Regions from separate parts of the Homo sapiens genome. Here region 1 is linked to region 2. The links are chromatin loops, found by intact Hi-C in ENCODE. Cell type or tissue: heart left ventricle. All regions are shown on one strand. Links, peaks and the distances in the headings refer to the core of each region. The heading gives the core; the rest is flanking DNA.

Evidence for each region. Peaks named below come from ENCODE experiments on the same cell type or tissue, not always from the same donor. Only the 100,000 strongest peaks of a DNase experiment are listed, where the experiment ranks them.
Region 1: it touches region 2 in a loop (4-fold over the local background); 63 of 110 quality-filtered maps call a loop at or near these places.

The regions. Positions count from the first base shown.
Region 1 is chr11:65,585,129-65,597,185 of GRCh38, reverse strand. It overlaps EHBP1L1 (EH domain binding protein 1 like 1), which reads right to left. Exons shown (of 19, transcript NM_001099409.3): 12 at 11,595-12,057; 13 at 7,366-7,435; 14 at 7,195-7,250; 15 at 6,976-7,099; 16 at 6,594-6,693; 17 at 5,313-5,386; 18 at 5,096-5,210; 19 at 4,536-4,983. The coding sequence ends at 4,884. KCNK7 (potassium two pore domain channel subfamily K member 7) reads left to right here and starts at 1,386. Exons shown (of 3, transcript NM_033347.2): 1 at 1,386-1,732; 2 at 3,312-3,710; 3 at 3,976-4,350. The coding sequence starts at 1,414. The coding sequence ends at 4,181. RefSeq lists enhancers at 7,559-8,060, 8,193-8,712, 8,620-8,819, 8,713-9,233. In heart left ventricle, for the core only: CTCF peaks have their summits at 3,213 (motif pointing right) and 4,791 (motif pointing left); DNase peaks (open chromatin) are centred at 3,235, 3,453, 5,091, 6,587 and 1 weaker place; H3K4me3 peaks cover 856 bases; H3K27ac peaks cover 1,271 bases.
Region 2 is chr11:65,529,716-65,544,799 of GRCh38, reverse strand. SCYL1 (SCY1 like pseudokinase 1) reads right to left here. Exons shown (of 18, transcript NM_020680.4): 7 at 14,013-14,171; 8 at 13,117-13,224; 9 at 11,995-12,108; 10 at 9,418-9,573; 11 at 8,659-8,847; 12 at 8,466-8,541; 13 at 8,050-8,214; 14 at 7,672-7,814; 15 at 6,920-6,991; 16 at 6,618-6,833; 17 at 6,476-6,530; 18 at 6,096-6,358. The coding sequence ends at 6,234. It overlaps LTBP3 (latent transforming growth factor beta binding protein 3), which reads left to right. Exons shown (of 28, transcript NM_001130144.3): 17 at 1,251-1,373; 18 at 1,576-1,695; 19 at 3,072-3,200; 20 at 3,507-3,674; 21 at 3,846-3,929; 22 at 4,186-4,314; 23 at 4,418-4,555; 24 at 4,647-4,787; 25 at 4,919-5,080; 26 at 5,172-5,252; 27 at 5,341-5,472; 28 at 5,569-6,241. The coding sequence ends at 5,720. Among named protein-coding and RNA genes, the nearest start is that of SCYL1, 12 kb to the right of the region's middle. RefSeq lists enhancers at 3,622-3,671, 3,888-4,182, 5,788-6,291, 6,292-6,796 and silencers at 3,922-4,681, 4,732-4,931, 14,350-14,518. In heart left ventricle, for the core only: CTCF peaks have their summits at 3,550, 3,760 and 4,515; DNase peaks (open chromatin) are centred at 4,019, 4,369, 5,092 and 6,338; H3K4me3 peaks cover 1,746 bases; H3K27ac peaks cover 2,241 bases.

The DNA of each region.
Region 1 (12,057 bases), core at 115-8,114, 52 kb before region 2:
GTCTCTACTGAAAAAAATATATATATATACAAAAATTAACCAGGCGTGGTGGCAGGTGCCTGTAGCCCCAGCTACTTGGGAGGCTGAGGCAGGAGAATAGCTTGAACCCGGGCGGCGAAGGTTGAGTGAGCCGAGATTGCACCACTGCACTCCAGCCTGGGCGACAGAGCGAGACTCCATCTCAAAAAAAAGAGTAGTAAGTTCCACCCACCTCCCAGTATGGTGACTTGCCATGGCATCTGGCACCCCTGACAGTTCTCTTCACACTGCCATGGGGGCTCTGGCACTCCCACACCATACCCTAGGGCAGGGTCCCTCCCTCGGCCTCTGTCCATTCTCTTCACACTGCCATGGGGGCTCTGGCACTCCCACACCATACCCTAGGGCTGGGTCCCTTCCTTGGCCTCTGTCCTCAGCCCCTCTGACGTTAGAGGAGTTGGAACCCAGGCTCCCCCTTCCCCTCTCCCAGGTGCCCCATGGCAGCCCAGACTCTGTGTCTGCAGTTCAGGGGCAGGGAGTCAGGAGGGCAGGCACAAAGCGTTCTCAGGAAGAACTGGCAATCGGGCGCAAGGGTATCATCTGCCCGGGTGCTCTGGGCACCCTGGAGTCCTCTCCCCACCTCCCACCCCCACCTGATCCTTCCCAGCTGCCACCATTCCTCTCCCACCACACCACCCAGGCCAAAATCACTCCATCCATGACGCCTACAGTAGCCCAGCGTAGGTCTCCCTGGACCACATTTATCCTCAAGGGCCTGTGTCCTTATCCCCCCTTCACCCCCAACTCTCCCCTGCCACAGCCAGCCCTCTGTTCCTCTCACACCCCAAGCTCATTCCTACCTTCACTGGCCTCTTACTCCCCAGCTGAAATATCACCTCCTTAGCAGAGCTTTCCCAGTGAGATAACCCCCCCGCTCCCCGCAGAGCTCTCCCATCACCCAGGGTGTTTCCTTCATGGAACTCATGACAATGTGAGGTTGCCATGTTTCTTTGCTAAGAGGTTTCTTGTGTAAACACCAGGAAGGAAAGGACCTGTGCCTGTCCTCTTCCCTAAGCACTTGAATGAATGAATGAATGAATGAATGTGGTATGGGTGCCTGAGTGAGCAGGACCTTGAATAAGTGTGAGGTCCTCTCTAGGCTTCAGCTTCCTCCGCCTCCTCCCCTCACCGCAGCCGCCTTCCTCCACCCATCCCCACCATCCCAGCTGCTGTGAAATGGGCAAATGTCTTGCCTCCAGGACCTGGGAAGGGTGATGCAGCTCACCTCCCTCCTGTTCACACCCCAGCCACCCCAGCCATCCCAGCCGGGTCCCAGCCACCCACACAGCACCTCCTCCTGGCCCCGCCCTGCCCAGCCCCTCCCAGGTGCCTGAGGTGGAGCCGCCAGTTCCCACAGCACCCCAGCGGCCTGCCATGGGGGGTCTAAGGCCCTGGTCCCGATACGGGCTCCTGGTTGTGGCCCACTTGCTGGCCCTGGGGCTTGGGGCTGTGGTGTTCCAGGCCCTGGAGGGGCCTCCTGCATGCAGGCTTCAGGCTGAGCTCAGGGCAGAGCTGGCAGCCTTCCAGGCAGAGCATAGGGCCTGCCTGCCACCCGGAGCTCTGGAAGAGCTGCTGGGCACTGCCCTGGCCACCCAGGCCCATGGGGTCTCCACCCTGGGCAACAGCTCAGAGGGCAGGACCTGGGACCTTCCCTCAGCCCTGCTCTTCGCTGCCAGCATCCTCACCACCACAGGTAAGAGAGCCAGGCAGCCAAGTCGGGGGGTGCGGCTCCAAGAGGCCATGGCTCCCTGGGGGCTTTGGGGTTCATGCAGCCCTTCCTTCAGCCCCAAAGAGCCAGATGGAGCCCAGGCCCTGTGAGGCCTGACATCACAGCTGGGGCTCCCCACCAACACACCCCAACTGGTGCCTCCACTTCAACTGCCAGGAAGGGTGTGGCCTCCCCAGTCCCACCCCAGGCACCCTTTGAGACCCAGGAGAGCTGCCCAGATGCCACAGCCTGTGGCCAGATAGGGGATACAATACAGTGGGATGGATTCTTGGATGGAAGCAAATAGAATGAACCTGGGAAGGACAGATCAGGACCATGGCCTCGGGTGGGGGAGTGAGGGAAGATAGGGGAGGAAGTCGGCATGAGATGCTTGTGGATCAGGAGGGCACAGACAGGGATGAGGGAGTCCTGCAGAGAAATCGCGTGGGCACAGGCCCAGGGAAAAGCAGCAATGAGACCCACAGCCCTGGGTTTTCGTATTTTTTGCCCCACAAAGTGTCTCAGTATTTTTTGAATTGGAATTTGTATTTCCAACTTTTTTTTTTTTTGAAACGGTGTCTGACCCTGTCACCCAGGCTGGGGTGCGGTGGTGCGATCTTGGCTCACTGCAACCTCCACCTCCCGGGTTCTAGCAATTCTCCTGCCTCAGCCTCCTGAGTAGCTGGGACTACAGGCATGCACCACCATGCCCGGCTAATTTTTGTGTTTTTAGTAGAGACGGGGTTTTGCCATGTTGGCCAGGCTGTTCTCAAACTCCTGACCTCAAGTGATCCACCTGCCTCAGCCTCCCAAAGTGTTGGGATTACAGGTGTGAGCCACTGTGCCCAGCTCATATTTCCAACTTCTTTTGGAAAATCAGGAAACCCACTCACACTGAGCCAGAATCCCTGCAAGGCAACATCCTGACTGGAGCAGAATGGGGCCTGCCCTTTGGATACAGCTCACACTTTCCAGTGTACCCCTGTCCCCACCACTCCTGTTTGTCTCCCATCTGGCTCCGGTAGGCATGTGCGTTTGCAGCTCTGTATTAGCTGATCCTGTTCTCCCAGCACACCCCGCACTCCCACCCCTCCCCGCCTGGCACATGCCCTCTCTCGCCCATGCTGCCTCTTTGCAGCCCTTCATGATTTGCCTGCCCGACTCCCCCACCAGAAGGGGCAGGGCCTGGGCTGATTCAGATCCCAGTACAAAGCCTGGCACACAGGACATGACACACATTTGGGGAAAGAGTGGATGATATTCCACCAGCTGTGGAATCGGGAGTATCTGTTAAGGGCAGCGCAGTTCTCAGAATTGTCCCAGCTACAAAAGGCCTGAGGAACTGTCTTCTTTCATCCTTTCATTTTCCAAAAAAGAAAAGAATGGCCTAGAGAGGGTAAGGGATCCCCTGACGAAGAGGAGCAGAGCCAGCTAGAACCTGGGCCTGGCCAGTTCAAGGCCACCAGAGGGCAGCCTTCTGCGGAAGGCAGTATTGGGGTAGGCAGGGACCCCAGCAGACATGGCACTCAGAGCTCTCACTGTCCACTGACTCTCTCTTCTCCAGGTTATGGCCACATGGCCCCACTATCGCCAGGCGGAAAGGCCTTCTGCATGGTCTATGCAGCCCTGGGGCTGCCAGCCTCCTTAGCTCTCGTGGCCACCCTGCGCCATTGCCTGCTGCCTGTGCTCAGCCGCCCACGTGCCTGGGTAGCGGTCCACTGGCAGCTGTCACCGGCCAGGGCTGCGCTGCTGCAGGCAGTTGCACTGGGACTGCTGGTGGCCAGCAGCTTTGTGCTGCTGCCAGCGCTGGTGCTGTGGGGCCTTCAGGGCGACTGCAGCCTGCTGGGGGCCGTCTACTTCTGCTTCAGCTCGCTCAGCACCATTGGCCTGGAGGACTTGCTGCCCGGCCGCGGCCGCAGCCTGCACCCCGTGATTTACCACCTGGGCCAGCTCGCACTTCTTGGTAAGTCCAGCCACCTAACAGCGTGTGGGGGAAGGGGGAAGAGGAGCCTGGACTAGGACTCCCATAAATCACTGGGGGGCTGGGCCTTGCAGGTGGAGGGACCTCACTCCAGGGCACGGCGTGGGAGGGGTAGTCGAAGAGCTCTGGTGGCAGCGTTGAGAAGGGGGTGAGTGGTGCCAGTTGCCAGGGCAAGTCACTGCGCTGGGAGGTGGGCGGGGAGCATCACCAGAACCCAGGCGCTGCCCCAGCACCTTCTCCTCCCCAGGTTACTTGCTTCTAGGACTCTTGGCCATGCTGCTGGCAGTGGAGACCTTCTCTGAGCTGCCGCAGGTCCGTGCCATGGGGAAGTTCTTCAGACCCAGTGGTCCTGTGACTGCTGAGGACCAAGGTGGCATCCTAGGGCAGGATGAACTGGCTCTGAGCACCCTGCCGCCCGCGGCCCCAGCTTCAGGACAAGCCCCTGCTTGCTGAAGCGTCAGGTGACCGAGTTCAGCTCCGTAAGGTGGCGGCACCTGAGGAGGAAGCAGCCAGGAGTGGCTGGGGAAGAATCTGGAGATGGAGCCGCGGTGAGGGTGGGCGGGAGGCCTCAGAGGATACTGTTAATCATAAAATGAGCAACGACTTCGGCTATTTTCAACTATTTCGAATGGGACTTCCCTGAGCCACCGGCCACCATCCCGGGAAGGCCGAGGTCCAGCCTCCGCTGGCCCTGGGAACCTCGAAACCGCACCTTCCGGCTTAGGATGGCAGAGCCGCCCGCCTCAGCCTCGGCGCACTCCCCTCCGCCTATTGAGAGCCCAGGTGGAGCGGAGAAAAGGCCGGCGCTGGGGTAGTCTCGTCCAACTTTATTGCTCTGGAGAACAGGAGGGCAAGCCAGCGCGGGGCGGTAGTGCCCAGGCATCCCTCTCCCCGAGGCCGCCGGCCCGGCCGTGCCGTCGGGGAGGACCCCGCACCCGCCGCGAGCGCGCACACACCCTCGGTGACAAATAAATACGGCGGCCGCCCCGCCCGTGGGGTCGGGGATCCGCCCTGCCCTGTACGGGGAAGGGCGCCGGCGGCCCCTAGCGGACACGCGCGCGGCCTCCGGGACGGCCGGGTCGTCCGCAGCGCAGGCCCGGGGCGGCGGCGGACGCCGGGGACGCGAGAAGTTATGGGCCACCCGGGCCGGCGGCCTCAGCTCAGCACGCAGCGCTCCCGCCGGCTCAACTGCCGGCTCAGCTTGCGGCGCCGCTGTTCCAGGCCGCGCTCCAGGCGCTCGTCCTCCTCCAGGGCGCTGGGGAGAACGGGTTCGAGTCAGCGCTCCGTTGGGCGGGGTCCACACGCAGCCCTCTGCGGGAGCAAGTCCCGGACCCTCCCAACTCCCAGCGCCGCCCAGCGCCACTCACATCCGCTCCTTGTGGTCCAGGTCCCGGACTAGCTCATCGCGCTGGTTCACCAGCGACACCAGCTCCTCCAGTAGGAGCTGCTCTCGGTGCTGCTGAGCGGACGTTTTCTGCCAGTCTGAGGGTCGAAGCGGCTAAGCGTCAGGAGGCGCGGGCCCAGGGCTGTGCCGCCTCCACCCTGGCTCTGTCTTGCCTCCCGGCCCCTGAGCCCATGTCCCACCTTCGATGGCCAGCATGGCCCGCAGCTCGCGGCTCAGCAGCTCGAACCTTCGCTCCAAGTCCTGCTCCTCCATGCTGGAAGGTGGCGGGGGGTGGGTGGCGGGGGGGTGGCAGTTCAGGAAAAGGGGCGTAGGGAGAGAGTGCCCAGGGCTCTGGCCACTCCCTGACCCCATCCCACCTCCCCAGCAGTTCCCGAGGGCAGGGCTGACCGCAGAGCTATCCTCTAGTCTCCAGACCACATTATCGCTTTTCTTCTGTTTTCTCCAATTGCTGGGTGTTTGTGTTGCTCCTCCCACACACCCCCCAGAAGGACCCCCGAAGGATTATTTGGATGAACAGTACTCATAAACAGGAAGCACTGGCTACAGTTATTCTGAAAAATCCCAAACGCAAAAGGGAGGCAAAGCTGTCTCCACCCTGCAGGATGACAAAGGCAATGGCCGCAGAGTGGCTTCGGACCCCACATGGGAACCAGATCAGATCTCTCTGGGCTTCTGTTTTCCTTACTGTAAAGGCTGGAGTGCAGTGGCACGATCTCGGCTCACTGCAATCTCTCAACCCCAGGAGGGTTCAAGCGATTCTCCTGCCTCAGCCTTCCCAGAAGCTGGAACTACAGGCGCCCGCCACCAGGCCTGGCTAATGTTTTGTATTTTTAGTAGAGACGGGGTTTCACTGTGTTAGCCAGATGGTCTCAATCTCCTGACCTTGTGATCTGCCCGCCTCGGCCTCCCAAAGTGCTGGGATTACAGGCGTGAGCCACCGCGCCCGGCCGGTTTTCTTATTAGTAAAAATAGTTCTAATTTAAGAGTTTTACCCTTAATTTTTGTTTTAATTTTTATTTTTTGAGACAGAGTCTCACTCTTTTGCCCAGACTAGAGTGTAATGGTCTGATCTTGGCTCACTGCAACCTCTGCCTCCCAGGTTCAAGCGATTCTCCTGCCTCAGCCTTCCAAGTTGCTGGGATTACAGGCGCGTGCCACCATACTTGGCTAATTTTTGTATTTTTAGTAGAGATGGGGTTTCACCATGTTGGCTGGTCTTGAACTCCTGACCTCAGATGATCCGCCTGCCTCGGCCTCCCCAGGTGCTGGGATTACAGGCATGAGACACCGTGCCTGGCCAGTTTTACACTTTAAACAGCAATTTGTTTAGGACAAAAACAGTAAGATGGAAGAGGAATCGTTTGTCAAAAAGATCTCTGTAGGAATAAGAAAGTAGTGAAGAACTCTAACCAAAGTAGCTAAGAGTCCCTCTGCTCTCCTGGCCCGGGGCCAGCACTCACAGCAGCTGCAGCTGGTCCTGCCTCCGGATGAGAGCGTTCTTCTTGTTGACCAGGGTGAACCACTCCTGGATCAGCACCTCCTCCTGCAGCTTGTTGGCACCTGCATTGGACAGGGACAGTCACCAGGCCTGCCCCCTGCCCCGTGTCAGGGTAGGGCAGCTGGGGGTTGGGGGAGGGGGTTTGCTCCCTTGTGACATCCCAGAAGCCAGAACTGTGTGCCTCGAGGAAGCCACTTCAGGGCCTCAGCATGCCTGGCTGTAAAATGGGAACGCTGATGCCAGCCGTGCCTCCTCCCAGCTCCTCCCAAGGTCAGGAACAGCTGCAGGGCTGGACAGACCTAGTGGCATGTGTTGGGGAAGGGATCCCTAGATGTATGCCCCACCTGACTCCATGAGGCTCCTCAGCTGCATCTCCACCTCAGCCGCCCGCCCATCTATCTGCCTCTGCTCCTGTTCCAGGGCCTGCAGCTCTGCACACACGTACTGACTTGTGTCCTGGAACCGTTGCTGGGGGTGGAAAAGGCAGAGAACAGGGTGGACTCAGCCCAGGCCCTGAATAGGTGGTGCTCACCCATCAGCTCCTCCCACTTAGCCCTCCTTACCAGCCCAGCCTCCTCCCCTGGGCTTGGGGGTGGTTCCTCCGAGGGGGAACTCCCACCTGCAGACAGAGATGATGATAAGGCACCCCCTAACCACCACCCACCCCCAGGAAGTCCCCAGTCCAGGCTTTGTGAGCAGCCTGAACTGAGATGGTCACCACTCCTGCTACTCACCAGGGGGCTGTTGAGAGTCTGCAGCTGTGGGTGGGCCTGGGGCAGGGCTGGGGTCAGGGGCCTGGCCTTCCTGTGGAAGAAGGGGCCAGTGAGGGCTGGGAGGGGTTTCCCACCAGCCTGGGCCTGGGGCCAGCCAGAGCCACTCATACAGAGGGGAGGAGGGGTCCTTGACCCCAGCTCCTGCCCGCCCCTGCCCCTCCTCTAGTCCTGCATGCACAGAACCCCCGGGCCCACCTCCTTCCAAGAGAAATGCCTCCTCAAGCAAAGGCCACAGCCTTCATCCTTCCTGGCCCTGTGGCCCTGGGCCCATCCACACCCAGGCTCCGAGCCTCCCAATTCCCCTCCTGGGGCTGGGCTGAGCTCCGGCCTCACAGGATGAGAGCCTGTGAAGGGCCCAGCCCAGGCCTTTCCTCCCTACTCTCTTTTTTTGAGATGGAGATTCGCTCTGTCGCCCTGGCTGGAGTGCAGTGGCAGGATCATGGCTCACTGCAACCTCCACCTCCTGGTTCAGGTGATTCTCCTGCCTCAGCCTCCCAAGTAGCCACCCGCCATCACGCCCAGCTAATTTTTGTATTTTTAGTAGAGACGGGGTTTCACCATGTTGGCCAGGCTGGTCTCGAACTCCTGACCTCAGGTGATCTGCTCACTTTGGCCTCCCAAAGTGCTGGGATTACAGGTGTGAGCCACCACGCCCGGCCTCGACTCCTCTTCCATGGAATTCCCTCAGGCCACCTCTGACTTCTGTCACCTAGTGCTGGCTTCTCCGTCATGGCCAGGGCCCCATGCAGTGACCATTGCACTGCCCCACATGGCCCCATCCGTGTGACCCAGCCCAGCCCTGCCTCCTGCAGAGGCCCCACCAGGCTCCCTCCCCTTCTGTCCTCAGGGCTCCCCAGACCTGGACCCTCCTGAGCCAGCACCTCCACCTCCTGGCCAAAAGGGGGTGCCCTGCTGCCTTTTCAGTTCCCACACCCAGGAGCGGCTGCTGCATGCTCACACACACAGGACAAGCCAGGCTGGCTGGATCTTTGAATTTTAGCTTGGAAGGGCAGGGCTGACCCCATGTACCTGCCCGCCCCTAGTGACTTGTTGGGACTGTCAGCCCTGGGGGTCCCCAACTTTCGACTCAGCTGATAGCCTGGCCCCTCAACTGCTCCTGCCCTGGCCCCCCACATCTGGGTCATCTGACCTGTGTCGGGGTCATGGGGCAGGGACAGTGGTTGACCTGCCCGTGTCCACTCCCACCTGTACCTCTCTCAGAGGCAGCCCTGGACATCCCTGGCTCAGAGGCAATCCTCTCTGGCCTGGGGCAGTGGTGACTTCCCCACCAGCCACCACCATGGCCTGCCTGCTGACTCAAGCTGAAACTGAGAGGCCTCTCTGACACCTTCACCCCCGGTGTAACTGTTTCACATCTCTCCTCAGCCCCCCAGCCTCATGCCAAAGCCTCAGGCGGCCCCAGCCTCAATGTTCCTACCACCCTGAGCCACGCCTAGACACCGCCCCCTGGCCACAGTGGCCGACTTTCAGTTCCCAAAATAGCTTTCTCAGCCTGGAGTCAGCTTCCATCTTGGGCTGCCTGGTACCAACGTGACCTCCACGACCCAGCCCAGCCCTACTTCCTCCAGAGACCCCCCTGCCGGGGCCCCCACACTCTTCCCGCCTCCCTCCCTGACTTCCATGTCTCCAGAAGCCTCCTCTGATCCCCAGGCTGGGCAGATGCTGCTCCCATGGCCTCCCCCATCACAGCTCCAACCCCCACTCACCCCGTCACAGCTGCTGGTTTCCCATGTCTCCCCCTTATACAGAGCTGGGCCCAAAAAATACAGTCAAGGTACACTGACTAATAACAGCAGCTAATATCTACCAAGTGTTTCTGTGCCGGGCACTTAAAGCACTTTATGTGCACTGACTCACTGAATCCTCCCAACAGCCCTGTGAGGCAGGGACCACGACCCTCCCCACTTTACAGATGAGGAAACTGAGGGTCAGAGATGAGGCTCCTAAAGGGTCTGGTCTAGGGCCCAGGGTTGTCTAACCCAGCAGTTTGTTCCCAAGCTTGGCCACCAACTTGCTGTGTGCCTTGGGGCCAGTCACACCCTTGGGGCCTCTGTTTGTGTCCTTGTATGTAAAATGGGAGAAAGCCCAGCCCTGTGTGACCTGGGAGCTGCAGGGCTTCTAGAAAGGAATCTAGGGAAACACACATCTCCCCTTTTTTGACAGCAACTTGCAGGGGGCCTCAATGCCACCTTGCAAAATGCTTTCATACACACCCTAAGAGTCCATGGGCAGGCCAGGCACATAAAGAGTGCTGAGCTGACGGGACAGGCAGAAGCAGGAGAGTGGAGAAATCCAGCCTCAGCAGCGCAGAGCTTCCGCATGCCAGGCCTCGTGGGAATTCCAGTGCTTCCTCATGTCTAACTCAAATTCCTCTTTTTTTTTTTTTTTTGAGACGGAGTCTTGCTCTGTTGCCAGGCTGGAGTGCAGTGGCACAATCTCGGCTCACTGAGACCTCCGCCTCCGGGGTTCAAACAATTCCCCTGCCTCAGCCTCCTGAGTAGCTGGGACTACAGGCCTGTACCACCATGCCCGGCTAATTTTTTGTATTTTATTAGAGACGGGGTTTCACCATGTTGGCCAGGATGGTCTTGATCTCCTGACCTCGTGATCTGCCCACCTCTGCCTCCCAAAGTGCTGGGATTACAAGTATGAGCCACGGTGCCCGGCCTCAAATTCCTCTTTCAATACCCTCATGCCTGGCCCCTCCTCCAGGAAGACCAGGACTTTGGGAGCTCCCAAGGGCCGGGCCAGGCCAGACCACCTCCCACTGCACACAATGGGCATGGGGGAGGGGGGTGGCCAATGAGGAGTCCCCTCCAGCCCTATGGGTCAGATATCTCCTGTGAGACAAGAGCTGGGGGAAGGCCTGACTTGGAAACACCAGATGCTGGAACTTGGGCCCAGAGGGGGCACCTCCCCTTTAAGATTTAAAGAGCCACTGACACACATTAATGAGGCCAACAGATGGGCCAAAGCTGGCCTTGTCCTCTTGACTCCTGCGTATCACATCTTCCACAGGTGGGTGTCACCCATGCCCTCTGTCTCTCACTCACAGGCTCAATGCTTGTGCCTCTGACCCTACACCCAGGACTCCTGCTCTCAGCCTGGCCTCATTGCCACTTATGGACCTTCCGGGAGATGGCTGGCAGTTCCCTAAACGAGGCCTAAACTTTCCTGCTGCCACATTTTTGCTAATGCAGTTCCCACCATTTGAGAACCCCACTCATTTTTCACCTGGGAAAAACCTGGCCATCTTATCAACCTAGCTCAAATGGTGGCTTCTTCCAGAAAGACTTTCCCAATGAATTCACTCCTTTCCTTCAAATGCAGGGGTCATTCCTGGACAGCTGAAGGTTTGCAGCAGCCTGGCAGAGCTGCCCCTTGGTTGACAGGCAGGATGGGGCAGTGCTGGGACTCCAGCTGGAAAGCCCGTGTCCTGGACTCCAGCAGCTGTGGGTCACTGAGCAAATCCCTGCTCTTTCTGGGACCATGTCCCCTTCAGCACAGTGACACGACACTCTAGGAGATGACCTACAACCCATAGGGGATGACAGCAGGGACACGGGCCCTCACGATCTCACATCTCCAACCTTCCATTGTAAGAAAAGAGGAGACTGGTCTCCAGCATCTGGGGTTAAAGATGTACGCCAGAGTCCTGGGGCTGGGAGGCCCTGGAGAATCCCCCTTGAGTACAGATAGTCTGCACCCAGCTCATGGGGCAGGGTGGCTGCTGGTTAACGATGAGCCACCTGCAGGGAAAGAAATGCCCAAACCCACCTTCCAGCCTACCAAGCACTGGGCAGAGTGCCAGGAACGTGGATGCTCCGGGAACTTCTGCAGCCTGATTCCCCACACCAAGTGCCAAGCACTAAAAACCCTCAGCACTTATCCCAGGCTGGCCGCAAAGCTGGGGACCCTGCCTGGTGGGCCTTGGCTCAAATGCGTCCCCTAATGAGGAGCTCACTACCACACCAGAGGACTCTTCCACAGCACCAGGGTCCCTCTGATCAGATAGCCCCTCCTGGGTCCAGCCGAGCCCCGCCACTCTGAAACCGTCACCCTCGCGCCAGCTCTGTCCTTGGGGCCCCTTGGGGGCTCGCCCGTTCTCTGCCCATCTTCCCGGGACCCCGCGCTGCGGCGGGGGAAGAAAGAAGGACCTTGACACTCACTGCAGCCGCAGCTCCCATGGCTCCCGCGTCCGGATCGTCCATCGAGAACGAGCTGCTGTTCCGCAGCCGCGAGCGCCTCTTCTTGAGCAGGTCCGCGTCGCGCACGTGGGAGAAGGAGCCGTGCGCGCGGGGCGGGGGCACCGACCCGGGCTCCCCGTTGACCGAGGGCCGTCGCAGCCTCACGCCGCCGCCGCCCGGTGCCCCCGCCCCGTTCACCAGCCCCTCGGCCGGGACCTCCGCGGGTCGCGACTCTCGGGGGGCCTCGGCCCCGCCGTCCTTGGAGGCGCGGCCCGCGACCGCGTTCCTGGAGGCCACCCCCGGGGCCGCCCCGTCTGCGCGGTCTGCGGCCTCCTTGGGCTCCTGGGGCCCCTCGGCCCCGTGACCGCGCAGCCGCTGCGCCAGGCCTCCGGCGTCCAGGTCGTCGGGCGGGCTGGGCTGGGCGCTGCCCACGCGGTACGTGCCG
Region 2 (15,084 bases), core at 1-8,000:
ACATCTCTTGCTGTAACAGGAGCAGGAGGGGAATGGATGTAGATAACGATGTTCAGTGGGTTAAGGGGGATTACCTTTAATTCTCTCAATACACAGTGAAGGGCCTGGGTTGAGTAGGGGACTCAGGAGAACAGTGGCGGTTTGGAAGTATCCCAGGGCATGGGGCTGCCTAGGGGCTTTATGGAAGTCAAAGCTTTAGAGGAGTCAGAGAGGGAGGTGCCAGCCACACGAGGCTCTGTTGGACTGAGGCTGAAGCCTGTGGGTATGTTCCAGCATGCTCAGCTTGGTGGCTGCTCCAGTCCCACTCCGCACCCAGGATCCACAGGCCACAGCTCTGACCAGAGACTGGGCATTGCCAGACAGTGAGGAGGAAGGAGAGGTGTTTATGGATCAGGGACGGGAGTCCTAGGGATGATAAGCCCTGGGCTCCAGCTGGGAACTATCAGAGTCTGGGGGTGTCAGGCAAGCTCGGAGGACTGAGAGGGAGGCCACCAAGCCCTGTGAGAGAGAAGGTGGAGGTGAGGACTTGAGAACAGTGGAAAGAAGGCAGCCTCTGAGGGCCCCAGGGTGGAGCAGATCTGAGTGATGAAAATCCCCTTGGGACCCTGAGAGTGAGGGGAAGGTCACGGAAGCCGAGAGATCCAGGAATGTGAGGTCAGAGGCTGACCTGGTTGTCCACGCGGATGTTCGAAACTCCCAGGATGGAGAGAAAAACAGAGCAGGAGGAATGAGGAAGGTGGGTGCTGACAGCCACAGGAGGACTGAGGCTGCAGGAGGCCGGCGGCACCTCAGAGGCCGAGCTCAGGCTTGGAGGGGTCTGGGATGTGGGCAACAACTGGCTCCATCAGAGAGGCCTCAGGAAAGTGTGTCCCGGGGGAGGGTCAAGTTCCTTTACTGCATGAGCAGAAGAAAGTGGGAAGAACAAGGATAGGGAGTTTATCCCCAGAGGAAAAAGGGAGCCATGGCAGGTGAGGGAAGGGTGGGAGCAGCAGTGAAAGCGGCTGGGGCAGGGAGAGAGGGCGGGGGAGGCTGGGGAGGCTCTTTAGCATCAGACCTGGCCTAGGGACCCTGGCAGCACCTGACCTGGTCGTCAGGGCACTGTGTGCCACCCAGAAGCAGGGTGAGGCCTGTGCTTCTGAGTGCTGCTGGCCTCAGCTCTGGTGCTCCAGGCCATGCGCAGAAGTGAGAAAACAGTAGTAGAAACCCAAGACCACCCAGCCTGGTCCTCTGACACCCCCTATGCCCTGCAGATGTGGACGAGTGTGAGGCTGGGGACGTGTGTGACAATGGCATCTGCAGCAACACGCCAGGATCTTTCCAGTGTCAGTGCCTCTCTGGCTACCATCTGTCCAGGGACCGGAGCCACTGCGAGGGTGAGGGATCTTAGAGCTGGGGTGCTGACCTGTCCCTCCCTACCCCAGGACCCCCACCCCCCAGGGTCCAGTCCTAATCCAGATCTCAGTTGGGGCATAGGGGCGTGGGACTGACCCAGGGCTCTGGGAGAAAGCTTTGGCTGCCTCAGGCTGGGGTTGGTGATCAGCCCCTGAGATTCTCCACCCCTTCCATCCCCTACAGACATTGATGAGTGTGACTTCCCTGCAGCCTGCATTGGGGGTGACTGCATCAATACCAATGGCTCCTACAGATGTCTTTGCCCCCAGGGGCATCGGCTGGTGGGTGGCAGGAAATGCCAAGGTATGGGGGACTGGCTGAGGGTTCCTGAGGGATGTGGCAGGGAGCAGTAATTCCCTAGACACACTGTGGCCTTTCTCCATCCATCCATCCACCCATCCAACCATCCTTCATCCATCCATCCATCCATCTATCCATCCATCCATCCATCCATCCATCCATCCATCCATCCATCCTTCTATCCATCCATCCTTCCATTCATCCTTCCACTCACCCACCCATCCATCTGCTCAGCCTTCCAGTCTTTCACCTAGAATAACAATGATCACAGTAAACATGACAGTTAGTGCTATCGTGGTGCTTACTATGTGCCAGGCACTCTGTTAAGCTCTTTACAGATATTAATGTATTGGTCTTCCCCATCAACTCACCCATACACATGCATTCATCCAACAAAAGTTTAGGCTGAGTGCAGTGGCTCAGGCTGGGGGCGGTGGCTCATGCCTGTAATCCCAGCACTTTGGGAGGCTGAGGCGGGCGGATCATGAGGTTAGGAGTTCAAGACCAGCCTGGCCAATATGGTGAAACCCCATCTCTACTAAAAATACAAAAATTAGCCGGGCGTGATGGCGCACGCCTGTAGTCCCAGCTACTCGGGAGGCTGAGGCAGAAGAATCGTTTGAAGATGGGAAGCGGAGGTTGCAGTGAGCCGAGATCACGCCACTGTACTCCAGCCTGGGCAGAGAGTGAGATTCCATCTCAAAAAAAAAAAAAAAAAAAAAAAAAGTTTATTGAGCACCTACTATTTTCCAGGTTCTGTGCTTTGTACTAGGTAATCAACAATCACCCAGGGCTCCCAGCTAGGGGAGGCCAACATGTAAACTGATTCTGACAGTTCAGGGTCCTGGGTGCCAAGAAAGGTATAGACTAATGATTAATTGCAATGGGGAGGTGAATGTTGAACTGGACTGAAACGTAAGTAGGAGTTCCCTAGGCATGGGAAAGGCAAGGCACGAGAAGTCATTCCAGGACCAAAGAGCAGTAATTGCAAAGCATAGAGATCTGGAAGGAGCTAGTTGTGTTTACAGAGGAGGGGAGGGTGCCCTGAGCACAGAGTTGGGGAGTGGAGGGTGGTCTAGAGTAAGGCGTGATGAGACCTAAAGGTATCGGAAGCTCAATTGCATTTGAGGCCTTTCCATTTGGGCTTCTGATACTTTTAGGTTTTGTAAGGTTAGTGGGAGCCACTGAAGGTGTTATGAAGGACAGCAGCTAATGTCCACATGCACATTCAGACACATGCACAGACACAGCAGACTTCCTGCTGTACATACTTTGAAACCAAAGTGGAAATTCAGGTTCTGAACTTGTGTGAGGCCCTTGAGGTGCAGCCCCAGGGAAAGAGGGGCTGGGTTTCCAGCTGCGCTACTCTTGCCCCGCAGACATAGATGAGTGCAGCCAGGACCCGAGCCTGTGCCTTCCCCATGGGGCCTGCAAGAACCTTCAGGGCTCCTATGTGTGTGTCTGCGATGAGGGCTTCACTCCCACCCAGGACCAGCACGGTTGTGAGGGTGAGTGTCCTCCCAGCTCCTCCCTCGGACTGGACAACTCCCCTGAGCTGCAGCTGGGATTCAGAGATGTGTCCTGGCCCCACCCTCCTAAATTTGGGGAACCGGAAGAAATCTCTTTTGGCTGGGGGAGTCTGGTGGGGCCAGACGATGAAGGGTCCAGAACACCACGTTGAGAACAGAGCCAACTCTCAGGAGGAGGCTAAGGGGAGCCAGGGAATGTGGGGGGAAAGACCTGTGGTGGGTGGGCAGGGTGGACAGGGCCAAGGGGGGTCTGTGCACAACCCTGAGCTGCCGTCTGCCCCTCAGAGGTGGAGCAGCCCCACCACAAGAAGGAGTGCTACCTGAACTTCGATGACACAGTGTTCTGCGACAGCGTATTGGCCACCAACGTGACCCAGCAGGAGTGCTGCTGCTCTCTGGGGGCCGGCTGGGGCGACCACTGCGAAATCTACCCCTGCCCAGTCTACAGCTCAGGTCAGGAGCCGGGCAGGCCCCTTCCCAGATCTTCAGTTTCTTCATCTGGAAGCCAAATGTGGGAAATGGCGCCCCCTGGCAGTTGGGAAATAGGCGGCGGGCTGCAGCCCTAAGCCCACGCGCGCGCTCAGTCCTGCCTCTTCCCTCCCCACGGCCGCCCTGCCCCTGCAGCCGAGTTCCACAGCCTCTGCCCAGACGGAAAGGGCTACACCCAGGACAACAACATCGTCAACTACGGCATCCCAGCCCACCGTGGTAAGCGCCCTGCGGCTCCGCCCGCCCCGCGCCCTCTCACCCCGGGTTGGGCTCGCCCGGATCCCGCCGGGACTCGCTGGGTCAGCTGCCCGCGCCGGGTAAGCCCCGCCCGCACCTTCCTCGCAGGCCCCGCCCTGTAGGCCCCGCCCCTCCTGTAGGCCCCGCCCGGGGATGGCTTCGCTCCGGTGGTGCGCCCAGCCCACGCCTCCGGGCTGCAGCTGCGGGACCGGAGCGGCCAGTGTTTGTCACCCCGCAGACATCGACGAGTGCATGTTGTTCGGGTCGGAGATTTGCAAGGAGGGCAAGTGCGTGAACACGCAGCCTGGCTACGAGTGCTACTGCAAGCAGGGCTTCTACTACGACGGGAACCTGCTGGAATGCGTGGGTGAGCTCCGCCCCCCGGCGGCCGTGGGGAAGCGGCAGGGAGACACGCGCCACCGCGCCCATCCCGGGCCTGCCCCTGCTACCCACGCTTTTCCTCCCTGCAGACGTGGACGAGTGCCTGGACGAGTCCAACTGCCGGAACGGAGTGTGTGAGAACACGCGCGGCGGCTACCGCTGTGCCTGCACGCCCCCTGCCGAGTACAGTCCCGCGCAGCGCCAGTGCCTGAGCCCGGAAGAGATGGGTGAGGCCCGGGCCGGGGAGTGGGGTACGCGGGAGGGGCGGGGCCCGGGCCGAGCTGTGACGGCCCCCACCCACCCCCTCGCTGTTCGTAGACGTGGACGAGTGCCAGGACCCGGCAGCCTGCCGCCCTGGCCGCTGCGTCAACCTGCCGGGCTCCTACCGCTGCGAGTGTCGCCCGCCCTGGGTGCCCGGGCCCTCCGGCCGCGATTGCCAGCTCCCCGAGAGCCCGGCCGGTGAGGGCGAGGGTTGGCCTTGGCCGATCCCGGGGCCCTGTCCGTCACGTGGCCCCCGCGCAGGTGGGGTGGGGCGGAGGCGGGCGGTTCCTGCCTTGGGCCCCTCCCCTGATGCCAGGTGTCTTCCGCAGAGCGTGCCCCGGAGCGGCGCGACGTGTGCTGGAGCCAGCGCGGAGAGGACGGCATGTGCGCTGGCCCCCTGGCCGGGCCTGCCCTCACCTTCGACGACTGCTGCTGCCGCCAGGGCCGCGGCTGGGGCGCCCAATGCCGACCGTGCCCGCCGCGCGGCGCGGGTAAGGCAGTCGGGGAGGAGTTGGCCGGGAGCGAGGATGGGGGCCAGGGCCCGGGGACCCGGACGTCGCTGACCAGTTCTGCTCCTCCCAGGGTCCCATTGCCCGACATCGCAGAGCGAGAGCAATTCCTTCTGGGACACAAGCCCCCTGCTGTTGGGGAAGCCCCCAAGAGGTGAGTGCTGCCGGGTCGGGCGGTGGCGGGGTTGGTAGCCTTTGGCCGGGGCTCAGTGTTGAAGTCCATATTGTTCCGGGCCACGCAGATGAGGACAGTTCAGAGGAGGATTCAGACGAGTGTCGCTGCGTGAGTGGCCGCTGCGTGCCGCGGCCGGGCGGCGCCGTGTGCGAGTGTCCCGGCGGCTTCCAGCTCGACGCCTCCCGCGCCCGCTGCGTGGGTGAGCCGGGCTTCGGGGGTGGGGGCAGGGGCGGGGCCGGTGGTGAGGAGCCGCCTGGAGGCTCAGCGAAGCCGCACCTGTCGCCCTCACCTTCAGATATCGACGAGTGCCGAGAGCTGAACCAGCGCGGGCTGCTGTGCAAGAGCGAGCGCTGCGTGAACACCAGCGGCTCCTTCCGCTGCGTCTGCAAAGCCGGCTTCGCGCGCAGCCGCCCGCACGGGGCCTGCGTTCCCCAGCGCCGCCGCTGACGCCGCCGACGCCGCCCTCGGCCCAGACCTCGGTGATCACTGAGGGATTTCCGCGAGCTCGGCCTCACTTCTGCCCCGACTTGTGGCTCGGACCCAGGGACCTTCAGGGCCCGCAGACCCTCCCGGCGCCTTGAGACCCGAGGCGCCCCTACCGGCCCCCCTCCCCGGTTAGCGGGCGGTTGTAAGGTCTCCGGCGGGCGCTGCCTGCCTTCCTCCCAGAGGGTGTTTCCTAGAAACTGATAAATCAGATCGTGCCTCTTTACCCTTGGCTTTCGAAGCAAATTGATGTTCACGTCTGACGTGGGCGCGGGCTGCGCAGGGCGGCGCCAGACCCCAGCCGCCTCCCAGGGGCTAGACTGAGCCCGGCACAAGGGGTGTGAAATAGAATTTATTGTGGCTCTGATTATGTACACGTGAGATGGCCTGGCTGGGCCGGCCGGGCTCACATGGTTTGTACAATAAATACATCTGTGGGGCGGGCTCTCCGCAGCCGGGAAGGGCCACCGCCACGGTTCAGTCCAGCTTCCGGGCTCCCAGCTTCATGGGGCCCTTGGCCACCTTCCTCTCGGCGCGTTTGGCCTCCATCTCCCGCCGCCGCTCCTCGCGCTTCTTCCGGGCCAGCTCAGCCTTGACCTGTCCTGGCGTCAGGAAGGGGAGCCCCGGTCTCAGCTCTCCAGCCAGTGCCTGCCGGGGGCCTGTAGGGGCGGGCTAGTCGGGGAGCCCTAGTCTTCAGCCCACCCAGGGGAAGCACTTACGACTGTCAGTCTCGAGGCCCTCCCAGTTGTCCTCACCCCAAGAGTCTGGCCTCGGCTGTAAAGAGAAGTGTGGGCTGCAGTGGGGCCCACTTCTGGCTGAGGTCCACCATCTCTACCCTCTCGCCAGACCTGTGCTGGGTACCTGGGTGCTGGGACGTGCAGACAGGGTAGCGAAGGGGTCGCCCTTGTCGCTGGACTCTGGGCCACCCCAGTTATACTCGCTGGCCAGCCGTGTACCGTCAGGAGGTGGCTCCTGGGAGCTTGGCTCCTGCCAGCCCTGTTCCCAGGAGCCCTCAGCTTCCCAGCTGCTCCAGTCGGACTCTGGGGATTTGGAGGATTTGTGGTCGGAGTTGCTGACCTGTAGAAGAGCGGGAGGGGGAAGTAGCCCTGGGCCCAAGGAGGAAAGAGCCCCATACACACACCTCCCCACCAGACCCAGCTCACCTGACTAGCACGGCTCACTTGGCCCCCGGTGCTCCAGTCGTCCTGCTGGGCCAGCACAGACTCGGCCTCCTGCTGCAGTGTGGGAAGGGACCACTGACTCCCACCCCATGCTAAAGGGCAAGTGAGCCCGCCCCAGCATCATCCCAGCCACGGGCCCCACCACTGTCTTTTGCCTTCCTCCTCATTTGCTCCTCAGGCCCTGTTTCCCATCTATTAAATGGACGCTGACCCTGGCCTGCCCTCACCCCTCTTTAAGGCTGGGGAATGAGATCTAGATGCCCCTTCCAACAGCCTTGAGGGCCAGAAACTGCTGCTGTCAGCCAGATGGGGAAATTGGGCCCCCAGCTCTGCCCCATTCTGAGGACAGCCCCAGTCCTCCCTCAGCCCAACCTGAGCCCATCCCCCAAGCAGAACTGGTCTGGTTCTAGACCCAGGAGTGGCCTCTCCTTGCTGACCCCCATGGCTGGGTGGGCACTGGAGGAGGGGAAAGGGGGACGGTGTGGGTAAGAGTGAGGAAGTTCAGGGAATGCCCCAGGCACCATCTGCCTAGCCTGCTCCCTGGGGCCGCTGGGGTTGAATGGGGCCTGCTGCTGGCTCTGGCCTACAATGGCCACTCCATGAGGCCTACGTGCCAGGGATGCTGTGCTGATGAGGACAGGCCAACTCCAGCCAGGCCCCACAGAAGCTCCCTGAATGGCAGCCTGTGGATTTGAGCTGGGGTCCCCTGGGGAGGCTCCCTCAGCCCCACACACCTCCAGGCTGCCCCAGTCTTCGTCGTCCCATCTGTCAGCAGTGCTGCTGTCCTCTGCTGTGTCCTTGTCCTCCTCCTGCGTCTCCCAGTGGCCTGAGGTTGTAGGGGTGGCAGGAACAGGGGTGGGGGCTGGGGCAGGAACTCCTGGGGAGCAGAGGCTCACTGAGCTTTCAGGGGGGTCTTGGGACAGGGCAGAGGCTGCTAGGGGAAGGGGGCTACTGGGGGGAAGGGGCACCAAGGAAGCCCACAGGGTGACTGGAGCCTACCCAGCTCCTATATCCCCTTCACCATCCCCGGGGGAGTCAGACAGTAAGAGTTCCTGGGTGCCTGCAGCTCTCAGCCCTCTCAGCCACTGATGCAGCTAGGCCAGGACACTCACCTTCAGGCGTGGGTCTTTGGGGAATGTTGGTTTCTGTTGGGGCAGTGGTTGGGTGCGAACGGATCAGCTTGGAGGTGAGTGAGGAGACCCCGGTCACGGCCCAGCCTGCCCAGCTAGCTGCGGCTCCTCCCATGCCAGGGCTGGAGGCTGCATGGACATCCTTCTCTGGGCAGTGGCATGAGAGAGAGGTGGGTATGGGCACGTCAGGCACCCATGGGTGACAGGACAGCAGGAACTGACAGTGCCCTGCAGCCACCCCTCCTTTCTCCAGGCCTGATTTCTCCCATCTGTGAAGGGGGAGCTGAGTCAAGTCTGCTCACTAGGACCTTTCAGAAACTCCAGTGGGGGTGGGACACAAACAGGTCACAGTCAAGGACATGGCAGGGAAAGAGGGAACACGAGTGTAAGCCACTCACCCACTTCCTCCAGCTGGGTCGGGTCCTCCGACACAGACTCCAATTTGGACAGGAAGCTCCGAATGGCCTTGAAGGCCTGTGGGGTAACGAGGCAGAGCTGGGGTCTCTGGGGTTCCCAAGAACCTACCAGGCCAGCTAGGGGCTGACATCCCCTACAGCCCCAGCCCAGGGCCCAGGCCCAGCTGTGCCTCACCTGGTCTCGCACGGATTTCTCAGGATCTACAGTGAGACCGCAGAGCACAGGCAGGATCTTCTGGGCACAGTCGTTCATTGAGTAGAGGTTGTGGGTGGCAGCAAAGCCCAGGACACCCGCAACCCGGGACGGTGCAAACGGGTCCCTAGTGGCTCGGCTGAAGGCAGAGGTAAGGACCCTGTGTCTGGTCTACGATGGGGCAGGAAAGAGGGCTCCTGAGTGTAGGGTCAATGTTGGGACCCAGAACCACCAGCCCTTACTTCCCAGAATGGGACCACCCATAGGTCCCCAGAATCTGAAAAATATGAATGAATCACTTAAATGGGGAGAGTTGACCTAAAACTCTGGACCTGGGCTTCTCTTCCCAAATCACTGGGTTCCACACTGCCTCAGGGCATGGGACCACAACAGCAGCTGTCCCCAGGGCTCGGACACAGGCTCCCTTCCTCCCTGCCCAGCTGACCGTTCATTCCTGTTAACTGTCTGGGCACGGCAAGCAACTGAACTTACAAACCCTGGCTGAAGGGATGCACACAGGCCATGGGGCCAAGCACGCCTGGATTCAGATCCCAGATCCCTCCTGACTGTGTGACTTCGGCCAACTCACTCCTCCTCTGGGAACCCAGATATGGGGCCAACAGCGTGCAGGGTCTAAGTCTCTGGGAGAATGAAGGCCCCCACACACAAGACTCCTGGCCCTGGAGGAGGCTGTGGTCCTGCGACAGGGACCGGGCTCCAGCAGTTGTGCAGGACACTCACGCTAGCACTGAGGTAGGAGCCGATTTTGCCCAGGCAGACTGTGGTGTTGCAGCGGATGGGGCCCTGTTCATCCTTGGCCTGTAGCCGTGCAAAGTGCTTCATCAGCTCCACATTGAGGTTGGCCTCGTTCAGCTTTGGGGCCAGGAGCAGCATGGACTGTGGGGCAGAAATGAGTGGGAACTGTGGGCTGTGGCGGGCAAAGGGCCTTGTGCAGGAACAGCCTCCTGGCAGCCCTCATCCCAGAGCACACCCATCAAAGCCTGCAAGGCCACCTCCCAGCCTGGGCCTGGCCCTGTCCAGCATGTTGAAGAAAGGGACCCCATTTCTGTCCCCCTTTACAGCAAAACCTCCAAAGTCTGTCTGCACTCCTGTTTCCCATTTCCTCTGCTCTGCTCTCCTGATGGCACTCCACCTAGACTCACACAAACAGCCCCACACTCTGCCAAACTGGCTCAGGGTGAGGTCACTGATGCCCTCCCCGGTACTAATTTCAACAGCCAGTTCTCCATCCTCACCAAACTTGACCCTCAGCAGTTCTGACACCCCTGAGTTTTCCCTCCCTGAAACTTTGGTCTCTGGTCTTCCAGGACACCACCCCCTCCTGGTTCTCCTCTGACCTGGCTGGCTGCTCCTTTTGCTGAGACTCTAACGTTCACACACCCGGAGCCAATCTAGAGGGCTCTTTTCTATCTAACACTCTTGCCCTAGGTGATCTCAGCCATTTCATGGCTTTCAATGCCATCTTGTGAGCTGACAACCCCCAGGCACATACCCCTAGCCCAGACTTCCCTAAATTTCACACATGCATAACCAGTGGCCAACTCGACATCTCCATCCAGCTGCCTAACAGAAACAGCCAAGATGGGGCCCAACATGCTTGTGTCATCTCAGTAAATAGCAACTCCTAACCTTCCAGTTGCTCAGGCCACAAGCCTCAGAGCCACTCTCGTCTCCGTATCTTTTTTGTTTCTGAGATAGAGTCTCACTCTGTCACCCAGGCTGGAGTGCAGTGGTGTGATCTCTACTCACTGCAACCTCTGCCTCCTGGGTTCAAGCAATTCTCCTGCCTCAGCCTCCTGAGTGGCTAGGATTACAGGCGCCCACCACCATGCCTGGCTAATTTTTTTAATTTTTATTTTATTTTATTTTTTTGAGACGGAGTCTTGCTCTGTTGCCCAGGCTGGAGTGCAGTGGCGCGATATCGGCTCACTGCAAGCTCCATCTCCGAGGTTCACACCATTCTCCTGCCTCAGCCTCCCAAGTAGCTGGGACCACAGGCGCCCACCACCATGCCCGGCTAGATTGTTTTTGTACTTTTAGTAGAGACGGGGTTTCACCATGTTAGCCAGGATGGTCTTGATCTCCTGCCCTTGTGATCCGCCCACCTCAGCCTCCCAAAGTCTGGGATTACAGGTGTGAGCAACCGGGCCCAGCCATTTTTTGTATTTTTAGTAGAGATGGGGTTTTACCATGTTTTACCATGTTGGCCAGGCTGGTCTCAAACTCCCATCGCCTCAGGTGATCCACCCGCCTCGGCCTCCCAAAGTGCTGGGATTACAGGCATGGGCCACCAGGCCCGGCCTAAAATAATTTCTTAAATTTTGAGATGAGGTCTCACTCTGTTGCCCAGGCTGGAATGCAGTGTCACGATCACAGCTCAATGCAGCCTCAACCTCCTGGGCTCAAGCTACCTACCTGCCTCAGCCTCCCGAGTAGCTGGGACTATAGGCGTGCATCACCATACGCGCCTAACTTTTGTATTTTTTTGTAGAGATGGGGTTTGGCCATGATGACCAGGCTGGTCTCCAACTCCTGGGCTCAAGCGATCCTCCCACCTCGGCCTACCAAAGTGCTGGGATCACAGGCGTAAGCCACTGCGCCCAGCCCCTGACCACTGTTTTTAAAACCACAAACTCTTCTCCCCACACTTTCCAACAATGCATATTTTCTTTCTTTTTTTGAAACAGAGTTTCCCTCTTGTTGCCCATGCTGGAGTGCAACGGCATGATCTCGGCTCACTGCAACCTCTGCCTCCCAGGTTCAATTGAGTCTCCTGCCTCAGCCTCCCGAGTAGCTGGGATTACAGGCATGCGCCACCATCCCCAGATGGTTTTGTACTTTTTAGTAGAGACAGGGCTTCGCCATGTTGGTCAGGCTGGTCTCGAACTCCTGACCTCAGGTGATCCGCTTGCCTCAGCCTCCCAAAGTGCAGGGATTATGGGCGTGAGCCACCGTGACCAGCCAACAATACATATTTTCTAATTCTGTTGTATTGTCTGGCAAGCCCACCCTCTGTGCCCTGGAAAGGAAGCTCCATGAGTGCAGGGGGCTGGGCACCTCATGCATGCTGCCTCCCAGCATGGGGCTTGGGCCAGGAACAGGCAGATGCTCGTTGTCTGCTGAATGGAGGACGTGCTCCCCCGCCAGCTGCCGAGCTGCACCCACGGCCTGAACCCACACAGCAAGGACAGTGTCTGCTTGGACCCATGGGCCAAAGCCAAGGCCTCTGTGTCTAGGGTGAGCCCCTCCAAGCCTTGGAAAACCAGGGGTAGCCACTCTGGGCCTGGCCACACCCACCTTGACCGTCTGCTCCCGGATGGCAGGGTTGGTGTCCAGGAAGCCATGTACGACGTGGGGGAAGATCTGGGTGTTGACTGTTGGCTCGTCAAGGTACTGGATGAACTGCTCCATCTGTGGCCCAGGTTGGGATGCGTCAACATGGTCAGCCCTTCCCACTCTATCCCCATAGCCATGGAACCGCTCCTGGCTTAGCTTTTCCACCCAGCAGGCACTGGCCAGCCAGGTCAACCTCCTGAGCCACCACCCAGGTGTTTGGCCTCAGGCCCAGGTGGAGGAGTGAGGAAAGGCCAGGAGGGCGCTAGGAAGGCCTGGCTCATAGTCCGGCTCATCTGGCCACCCTCTCAGAGCCTCTTCTATTTTTTTTTTTTTTTTTTTTCTGAGACAGAGTCTTGCTCTGTCACCGAGGCTGGAGTGCAGTGGCGCAATCTCAGCTCACTGAAACCTCTGCCTCCCAGGTTCAAGCAATTCTCCTGCCTCAGCCTCCTGAGCAGCTGGGATTACAGGCACCCACCACCGCACCTGGCTAATTTTTGTATTTTTAGTAGAGACGGGGTTTCGCCAAGTTGGCCAGGCTGGTCTTAAACTCCTGACCTCAGGTGATCTGCCTGCCTCGGCCCTCCCAAAGTGCTGGGATTACAGGCATGAGCCACTGCGCCCAGCCTGAGCCTCTTCTATAAATGAGGGTATCACCCCTTCCCTGCTCCTCCCCACCTGCCCACAGTGCCACGAGGAGGACTGGTGTGTTTGGTGGTCACAGAGGGAATGGCACTGGGAGCCACTGGTACTTCCTAGATCCCATCCATCTTGTCTGATGCTCCCAGCTGCCCTGGGGTTGCAGGAGAAAGACTGTATCCCCACTCTAGAGGGCCAGAGTGACTGAGCCAGGAGAGGAGGGGGCATTAGAGCGCTGCAGCCTGGGCAAGCTGGCCATTCCCAAAACTGCCAAGGAGCCCTGTATGTGGCCAACTTTCTGAGAGCCTGGCCTCATTGGGTCCCTCAGTTGTGTGTATGTTCAGGGGTGGGGTTTCTGGGGTCCCTGTGCAGCCAGGGCAGGTGCCTCCCCAGCCACCAGGTTGGGGTCTGGGTGGACCACCACAGAGTCTGGTACAGAGGCCTCACCTGCTGCAGGAGGCGGATGCGCATGGCCCGGTCAGTGGATGAGAACATCTTGACCACCACAGGGATGATCTTCTGCTGATACTCCTCAGCGCTCAGGAACTTGCCCACCTGAAAGGGCAGGAAGATGGGTTCAGCTGCTCACAGGAATGGGCTGACTTTGCTGGGCTTATCTAAATTCCTGGGGCTGATATCCCAGGGTGGGAATGAAGTGATGGCGGAGGGGGGGGCAGGCATTTCCTCAGTAGCTCCTCTACCCATATTCCATCTCAGCCTTGCCCTTAACCTTTCTGGGCCAAGGCCTCTTTCAGGAGGCTGATGAAAGCTCTGGGCCCCTCCCTACAAACAGGTACCTTTATGCCATATGCAGAAATTCTGCCTGCAATTTCTGGGGGTTCTCAGCTATACAGGACTTGCTTGTTGTCTTCTCCCCTCCTGACAAGTCTTTCAGATGAAAGGGTTCTCCCCAAGGTGAGGAGGGCAGGGAATGCCAGGTGCCCATAAAAAGGCGGGCTGGGGTCTGAGGAAAGGGTGGAAGATCCAGCCCCCAGAAGTCAGGTGAGCTGAGTGCTAAGCAGTCAGGAGGGAGGAGGGCAAAGTGGGGTGGTGAGTAGGTAATCCCCTGGGCCCTGGGAACCAAGGTGCACAGGTCAGACCCGGAGAAATGGAGGAAGGGCTGAGGGTTGTGAAGCCAGAGGTTTGTGGAAAAAAGGATTTTAGCGGCAGAGTCTCTCCTCCCCAGGGGACAGCTGGTCAGGTACCTGTTTATAGACACTGGCAGGAAGCTCCTGCTCATATGGGCTTGGGTCTGCCCTAAACAGCCTGCCCTACCCCAGGGCCTTCTCTTTGGCAGTTCCTGTGCACCCAGCCAGCCTTCTGGACCCCACAGTTCCACTCACCTTGAAGAGGGGCGTGAGGACAACGGCCCCAGCATTGCCGAACTCGAAGGCGGTCAGCAGCTGGGGCAGCACCTTGTGCCGACAGAAATCCTCAGGGAATGCGTCCAGGCTCTTGCTCAGCTCCTGGAAGAATTTTTGCTTCTCGGCTGGCTCTTTGATCTGGGGGAGTGAGGACGGGACCCGGGGAAGAGATCAGCCTGGTTGCAGCCCAAACCCAGCCATGGGTGAGGACAAGGAGAAGTGATGCTTATGGGCCTTATGGGCTCTGGAGCCTGGCTGCCTGGGTTCAAAGCCCAACTGTCCCACTTACCTGCCATGTAAAATGGGATAACAGCTCTACCATCTACGGGATAGTTCTGGGATTCAACCAGAAAATGCACATAAAAGCTGCAGAACAGGCTGGCACACGGCAGATGCTCGGTGGGTTAGGGACTGTTGCTGCCATTGCGGCTACCTGACCTGTTGCTGGGAGAGCAGCCACTAGGGACAGCAGAGGCATCACTAAGGGCATCAGGCCCTTTATCAGTGTTGCCTCTACTGCTCGCCACCCAGGATGTGAGCACAGAGGAGGAAACTGAAGATCAAAGAGGTGAAGGGGCTTACTTGGTTTCCCTGCCCTGGCTGGATTGGGCAGGAAGTTCCTGGTAGGCCGTGGGAAGGCAAGGATTAGGTACACTTTACTCCCAGACCTCATCCTCCCACTGAGCCAAAATGGACCAGCCTGTAAGCTCAACGGTCTCCTTTAGTCCTCCTAACCCCCCTTTGAGGCCATAATACCCCCAATTCATATTTCTGGAGCACAGATTATGTGCTAAAACCTTTACACAGATTATCTCAGTCCTCTTCACAACTTTACCAGGTAGGTGCTAATGTAATCCACATTTTACCAACAAGGAAGCTGAGGCACAGAGAGGGCAAGGAGCTTGTCCAAAGTCACACAGCTAAGAAGCGGTCAGAGGAGGGTCTGACTCACTGGTTTGGCACCTCTCCTGTGCTGTACCCTTCAAAAGATGCTGTCACTCCCCCCATTCACAAAGGAGGAGACAGAGGGTCAAGGTCAGCAGCCAAGAGT